Linked DNA regions of Homo sapiens: region 1 is linked to region 2. A link is a contact called in ENCODE Hi-C or POLR2A ChIA-PET data. All regions are on one chromosome and are shown on one strand. Each heading gives the region's core, a stretch centred on a gene start or an enhancer-like site at or near the end of the contact. The rest is flanking DNA. Distances are from core to core; before and after follow the strand shown. Region 1 overlaps KDM6A (lysine demethylase 6A). Region 2 has its middle 66 kb from the start of DIPK2B.

What was found. Hi-C counts contacts between places; a loop is a spot of excess contacts on that map. ChIA-PET counts read pairs that join two places held with the same protein, here RNA polymerase II (POLR2A). Pooled maps may share reads with other maps.
Region 1: a loop to region 2 is called in a map of naive thymus-derived CD4-positive, alpha-beta T cell, with 4 times the contacts of the local background. The contact joins two enhancer-like sites. A Hi-C loop is called at or near these places in 3 of 168 maps with a recorded cell type or tissue (IMR-90, heart left ventricle and naive thymus-derived CD4-positive, alpha-beta T cell) and 4 of 50 pooled maps. POLR2A ChIA-PET finds 5 or more read pairs at or near these places in 3 of 52 experiments (A673, PC-9 and naive thymus-derived CD4-positive, alpha-beta T cell).

Annotation. Positions count from the first base shown.
Region 1 is chrX:45,076,666-45,080,358 of GRCh38, forward strand. KDM6A (lysine demethylase 6A) reads left to right here. Exons shown (of 30, transcript NM_001291415.2): 19 at 32-161; 20 at 1,735-1,840; 21 at 2,481-2,686. Among named protein-coding and RNA genes, the nearest start is that of DIPK2B, 120 kb to the right of the region's middle. Within about 2 kb of position 1,251, at least 2 of the 41 ENCODE cell types and tissues checked have a DNase peak (open chromatin) inside an H3K27ac peak, as active enhancers do.
Region 2 is chrX:45,132,627-45,136,592 of GRCh38, forward strand. No RefSeq gene overlaps it. Among named protein-coding and RNA genes, the nearest start is that of DIPK2B, 66 kb to the right of the region's middle. Within about 2 kb of position 1,750, at least 5 of the 41 ENCODE cell types and tissues checked have a DNase peak (open chromatin) inside an H3K27ac peak, as active enhancers do.

The DNA.
Region 1 (3,693 bases), core at 1-2,500, 56 kb before region 2:
CAACTGATTATCCCTTTTTTTTTTTTTCCAGGAATCTAGGTAAAAATGGCTTATCTAACAGTAGCATTTTGTTGGATAAATGTCCACCTCCAAGACCACCATCTTCACCATACCCTCCCTTGCCAAAGGACAAGTTGAATCCACCTACACCTAGTATTTACGTGAGTCTGAATTGACTGACTAGAAATAAAACAGTGTTTGCAACTACCTGTCTTTCATAAAATCTTTAAATTTACATGGATGCCCTTTAGGAAACATTACAATTATTGGCAGCAGATTAAATAGTTTGGGGGCGGGGGGGAAGATATATTCAAGAAGATTTTGTAATAGCATTTTTAAAGGACCTTCTCAGCTATTAACTGTGATGATATTAGAATCATGAGAAACATTTTTTATTGCCCTAATTTTGAGCAGCGTTAGGAAAAAGCTACCTAAAAGTGTAACTTTTTTTAGTAAACTGGGTTTTAAATCCACATTCTACTTAGTTATGTGGACCTTAACATTCATTCTGTTTTATACATCTACCCCCCCAAAAAAGATACTACCTTCAAAATAAGTGTTTGAGAACATAAGTGTGATAGTAGATATATGTGACTAAAAAAACTTAATAGGTTATTTAAAACATTTAAAACTAGATACTAGTTTTACTTTATAGAAATATAGGAATCTGATATAGGAAGTCATTAGCAGTTCAATCAAAACAATTCCTATTTCTGTTTCTTCCAAATAGATCTTCCTATCCTATTTCCTTTCATTTTCCTGCTTCTATCCCAAATTAAAATTTTGTAAGTATAAAGTTAGGGTAGTATATGTATAATGATCTTGCATCTATAAAATGGTACTAGAGTTTGTTTTATAGATTTAACCCCCTTGCCCTCTAGAGGCCAAATATTATCATATTAATTCTTCCTCCAACCAGTTGTTGTTTATCCCTTACTATGTAAGGGAAGCACTGGGATAGACATGTAAAAAAACTTGTAAAGTGAGCTCTGAGGAGAAAAAAAAATGCAAAATTAAGTTTTTATCTTTTATGGGTCCTCTTCAGTCTGCTTTCTTTGATAATATTTGTTTAGGCATAATTTTTTTTCTTTTCCTCTCTTATATTGTGATTTTTTAAAAACACATAGCATAAAATTTACCATCTTACCCATTTCTGAGTGTGCAGTTCAGTACTGTTAAGCATATTCACATTGGTGTCCAACCAATCTCCAGAACTTTCTCATCTTGACAAACTGAAACTACACACTGAACAACTACCCATTTCTCCCTCCTGCCAGCCCCTGGCAACTACCATTCTACTTTCTGTTTCTATAAATTTGACTATTCTAGATACCTCATGTAAGTGGAACCATACAATATTTGTCTTTTTGTGACTGGCTTATTTCACTTAACATAATGTCCTCAAGATTCATCCATGTTGCAGCATGTGTCAAGATTGTCTTTTCATTTTAAGACTGAATAATATTTAAAACACTTTGATTTTGAAGTTTAATTTCAGTTTCATTTCTCCTACATATTTTTGTCATGATAAAATGGAAAGGAGAAATGTATGTGGTTACTATCTGATTAAAACTAGAATCAAAAGTCACAGTGATAAGATACTGTCAAATAGAAATATCACCCCATAAAATGCGTTATTTAAATTGTGAAAAATAATGAATATTAATTTGGAGCATAATATTTAAATAAAAGCTCTGTTTTCCTGAGATCTAACCACATATTTTAATTTTACAGTTGGAAAATAAACGTGATGCTTTCTTTCCTCCATTACATCAATTTTGTACAAATCCGAACAACCCTGTTACAGTAATACGTGGCCTTGCTGGAGCTCTTAAGTTAGGTAAGCCTTAAATTAAAAAAGGAAAACGTTTGTCTCTTTGTTTTGCTATCTTTTAACTTTTCCAGCACTGGCAGATACTTTTCTTTTTTTTCTTTTTTCTTTTTTTTTCTTTTTTTGTATTTTAATTTTACTTTTTTTTAGTACTAAGAATGAGAGAGAGTGTGTGTATCACTTCTTTAATCCATGATGTGAATATATTGTTGGTGATACTGGTTACTGACAATTTGGTGGAGGTTTTTAAATTTAGCTATTACTTTGGTCCGTTTACATAATTGTGATTTAGGTTAATAGAAAAAATTTGATTATAAAATGTAGGTGAAATTTGATGCTACTAATAAATACTATAGCCCCATAAGTATTTCCTGGCATCTGCAGAAATTAAATAAATAAGTGAAATTTCAGTCCTTTCACACTTAATTCTTTCTCGGATGGGATGACATAGCAGTTAGATTCAGGGCTTCAGCGTATGGTTCTGCAAACTTGGCACATAGCTCAGGTTGTGCAGAGGCCCTAGTTTTTTATGGGAACTGGATACAGTGCCGTAAAATGCTTTACCTTCTTCCTTTAAAAAAAAAAAGCACTTAAAATATTATCCCAAATATAATTTTCATTTTTTAACTACATTTATGTATTCATGAAGACCTGGGACTTTTCTCTACTAAAACTTTGGTGGAAGCTAACAATGAACATATGGTAGAAGTGAGGACACAGTTGTTGCAGCCAGCAGATGAAAACTGGGATCCCACTGGAACAAAGAAAATCTGGCATTGTGAAAGTAATAGATCTCATACTACAATTGCTAAATATGCACAGTACCAGGCCTCCTCATTCCAGGAATCATTGAGAGTAAGTATTTGTATCCTAAAGATTATTTTAGGATTTTAAAGATGATTTTACTTTGGAGTTTTGAAAGGACACATTACTTTTATATGCATCTCATCATTTTATGTTACATAAAATACTTTGTAAGTGTTCTCCAGTTGTCTCGTATGTATATATGTATGTATGTATGTATGTATGTATGTATGTATGTATGTACGTACGTATGTGTATTTTGAGACGGAGTCTCCATCTGTCGCCTAGGCTAGAGCGCAGTGGCACGATCTTGGCTCACTGCACCCTCTGCCTCCCAGGTTCAAGCGATTCTCCTGTCTCAGACTCCTGAGTAGCTGGGATTACAGGCATGTGCTACCACGCCCAGCTAACTTTTTTGCATTTTTAGTAGAAACTGGGTTTCACCATGTTGGCCAGGCTGGTCTCGAACTCCTGACCTCAAGTGATCCGCCTACCTCGGCCTCCCAAAGTGCTGGGATTACAGGCGTGAGCCACCGCACCCACCCTCAGTTTGCTTTTAGTAAAATCTAAACAAATTGATGGATTCATGAAGTAAATAGCATCATGGGGAAATAGAATTACTGTCTAGTGAAATGTCTCATTTCTGGGATACTTTTTTTAGAGCAGGGTTTCTTAACTTCGATACTATTGACATTTTGGACTGGATAATTCTTTGTTGTGGGGGGACTGTCCTGCACCTTGCAGGGTATTTATTAGCATCTCTGGCTTCTCAAAAATATCTCCAGACATGTCATATACCCCCTGAAGGGCACATTCACTCCTGGTTGAGAACTACTGATTTAGAGGATAAACTAAGTCTCAAGTTTATTTTATGCTTGTAAAATCCGGTTTGGTCTTCTCATTTTTTTCTTTAGTGCTATCTCATAGACAACTCCTGCAGGAAACATTAGTGTTCTTCTTACCAATCTTAGGCTGTAAGAGAAATCTGAAGGAGGAAATTAAAAAACAAAAATGTAAAAATAATCAGGATTATTATTATTAAAAGACCCATATAGCCC
Region 2 (3,966 bases), core at 500-2,999:
GCTTTCCTGAGGGATCCACCCCTATGACCCAAACACCTCCCACCAGGCCCTACCCCTAACACTAGTCATCAAATTTCGAGATTTGGAGGGGACAAATATCCAAACTATATTAGGTTGGTTGAAACTCCACCCATGGTGTCCAAGTCATTGACACTAGACTTGTCAGGCTACAGGCTGAAGAAACTCAGCCAAGCACAAAATTTTAATTAAAAATTAAAAATTTGAGCCCAATCACAGCTCCCATTGCCATCGCGTTTTACCGCCACAAGACCCAGATGCCTTTCGACTGTTAGAAGAACTGGACAGCTTACTTGATTGGGACAAATCAGGACAGCTTCTTTGACACTCTAAATTTATCTATGAGCTGGACCTCTGGACATGAGACCATGCCCCCAGTGTTCTGTTGCTCTTGATGGACTCAGACTTAACTGCCATGGTTTTCCCCCTGGAGAAATGGATTCGTCAGTAAAACAGCGGTGTGCATAAGTCACACAAAGACCTTTACAAGAACATTTGTAACAGCTCATTTTTTAAATTCTTTAAACATTTTTTTATTTTTAATTTTCGTGGGTAGATGTATATATTTGTGGAGTTCATGAGATATTTTGATACAGGCATACAATGCATAATAATCACATCAGGGTAAATGGGGTACCCATCACCTCAAGCATTTATCTTTTCTTTGTGTTACAAACAATCCAAGTTTGCTTTTAGTTATTTTAAAATGTACAGTAAATTATTGTTGACTATAGCTACCCTGCTGTGTTATCAATAGTAGGTCTTTCTCATTCTAACTGTATTTTGTACCCATTAAACATCCTCACTTCCCCTCCCCAAACCACTACCCTTCTCCACCTCTGGTAACCATCCTTCTACTCTCTGTCTCCACGAGTTCAATTGTTTTAATTTTTAGATCCCACAACTAAGTGAGAACATGCGATGTTTGTCTTTCTGTGCCTGGCTTATTTGACCTAGCATAATGACCTCCAGTTCCTCCCATGTTGTTGCAGATGACAGGATCTCATTCTTTTTGATGGCTGAATAGTACTCTGTTGTGTATATATGTACCACATTTTCTTTATCCATTTGTCTGTTGATTGATCAATAATAGGTCTAAACTGGGAACAACCCAAATGTTCTGGAATGGCTGAATAGATAAGCAATATCTGATATCTCCATACGACAGAATTCTACTCAGCAAGAAAAAGGAACAAAGTACAGATACTTTGTTTTGAGGATAAACCTCAAAAACATGCTAAGTGAAAGAAGCTAGATCCAAACGAGTACATACTGTATGATTCCATTTATGTGAAGTTCAAGAACAGGCAAAACTAATCCGTAGCACGAGAATCCAGAATTACTGTTACCTCTGTTGGAGATGAGAGGGGACACAGTATTGATTGGGAAGTTGCATGGAAGACATTTCTTGAGGAATGGAAATGTTCTATATCTTAATTATGTGTGTGTGCATGTGTGTATATATGTGTGTGTGTATATATATGTATATGTACGTGTGTGTGTATGAAAAATTCATCAGACTATATACTGAAGAAGTACACCTGTTATGGTGTCTAATTTATACCTCAATTAAAAGGAGAAGAAAAGAAAGAACAGGAGTAGGAAGTGGGAAATTAAGCCATCAATAAACCCAACAAAGCACAAAACAAGGCTAGCAGGATCTGCCATGCAGGCTTATCCTCTGCAGTGGGGAGACAGGCAGCTGTAGCGTGGCGCTCCTGTGAATGGAGCCAGTGTTCTGGGCTCAGAGGCCTTGCTTGGCCGCTTCCTGCTGGGGCCTGTTGCAGAGTTCACCCAAGGTTGGTGGGAGGTCGGCTTGACTTGATCTTGTGGCAGGATTGGCTCTAACAGGCCACAGGCTCCTCAGCCACCAGAAACGGTTATCAGACAGTCTTTCTGGGAAGACAGATAATTTTGTAAAAATTACAGGAGCTTTTGCCAACCGCATTTCGGCCTCTTAACTTTCTGGCAGCTGCTTCAGGAGCATCACAGAGCTGGCTGAAACAGTTTCCAGAGCACAACAGAGTGGGCATTAATCCCACAGATTTGCTGCCAAACAGGGAGGAAAAATGGCAACTTAAAAAAAGACAAAGAAATTAGTCGGAGGCTGAGATTGCTTTAATGAAGGGCCAGAATATCTCCCAAAACCACAGCTGAGTTCTGTATTGGGTGCAGTGTCCTATTCTCAGAGGACTTGGCTCTTCTGATTTTCTAAACCATAGATGAGGAAGAAATTATTGTGAACACAGCTCTCGATTTTTCTCCCCTCCCCTTTCCTCTATCCTGCCACATTCCTAGCTCCCACTAACACTGTTATGTTGCTTGGTTGCTCCGTCTACAGTGAGCTACATGTTCAATGAGCAGACATCATTTGTTCCCTTTCATTCAGCCTAGAGTTGTCCCTGCTTCTGTTTGATTCCTCCTGTTGGTCCTGATGGTGTGATGGCAAGTCGGATTTCTCTCTCCCTCTGTTTTTTCCTCCTTCTCTCCCATTTCATGCATTCAACATGTATTTTTCATGCATCTATCCATGAAAAGCTCTATTGTGGACATCTGTGTGGACAATTACTCTTAATAGAACAGTAAGCAAAAATTGTCCATATGCAACCTAAACAAAAATTACTTTATATATATCAGTCTTGCCCCCTCCTCCCTTTCTATGAATACGCGAAGGTGATATAAACTCTAGTTCCCCATACAAGTTGATATGGTTAGGCTGTGTCTCCACTCAAATTTCATCTTGAATTGTAGCTCCCATAATTTCCAAGTGTTGTGGGAGGGACCTGGTGGGAGATAATTGAATCATGGGGGCAGTTTCCCCCATACTGTTCTCATGGTAGTGAATAAATCTCATGAGATCTGATGATTTTATAAGGCGTTTCCCCTTTCATTTGGCTCTCATTCTCTTGTCTGCCACCATGTAAGACATGCCTTTTGCCTTCAGCCGTGATTGTGAGGCCTCTCCAGCCACGTGGAACTGTAAGTCCATTAAACCTCTTTTTCTTTATAAATTACCCAGTCTCAGGTATGTCTTTATCAGCAGAGTGAAAATGGACTAATAATACATAAGTCATGACTCTAAGAAGCAGCATACTATCAAATGGAAATCCAGGAAAAGCAAGCTGCAGATTTAAGACTGAAGCAAGTAAAACAAAACGAATGATCAATGTGAAAATCATTTTTTCCAGCTTTCATTGTTAGTTACCCAGTTTCTGAAATTTTTCTGAAACTTTGTGTTGTTGAGTTTTTTTTTAGTTCCTGGGACTTGAAAATAAATGTCAAAACTGGTTCAGACTTTTTTTTTCATATTTGGCCATTATGAAGGCATGCACAACAATTCTATCAGGTTTTATCTCAGTTTGAAAAAATAGTAATGTTGCTGCCTTAGATGAAGTCTGTCTCAATGTCAAGGCTAAGGCCTTGGTCAAGTCTTCATTGGCCAAACTGTCGCGGGTATGGCTGCTTTTTTCTCACCATGGAGAAATTCCCATGCTTCAAAAATGTCTTTATTTTTTTCGTAATAAAAGCAATACACCTGGATGATTTTCATTGTTTTCTTAGACCATGTTGACATTTTTATATAATAAACACATTAATATTATTAATATATAATAAACAAAAAATATTTTTTGGCTGGGTGCGGTGGCTCATGTCTGTAATCCCAGAACTTTGGGAGGTTGCAGCGGGAGGATCATGTGAGTCCAGAAGTACGAGACCAGACCAGTCAACAAAGCAATACCTTGTCTGTTCTCTTTCTCTCTCTCTCTCTATATATATATATATTTATATATATATTTTTATATATATTTATATATATTTACATATATTTATATATATATATTTTTATATATATTTATATATATTTATATATATATTTTATATATATTTATATATATATTTACATATATTTATATATATATTTTTATATATATTTATATATATTTATAT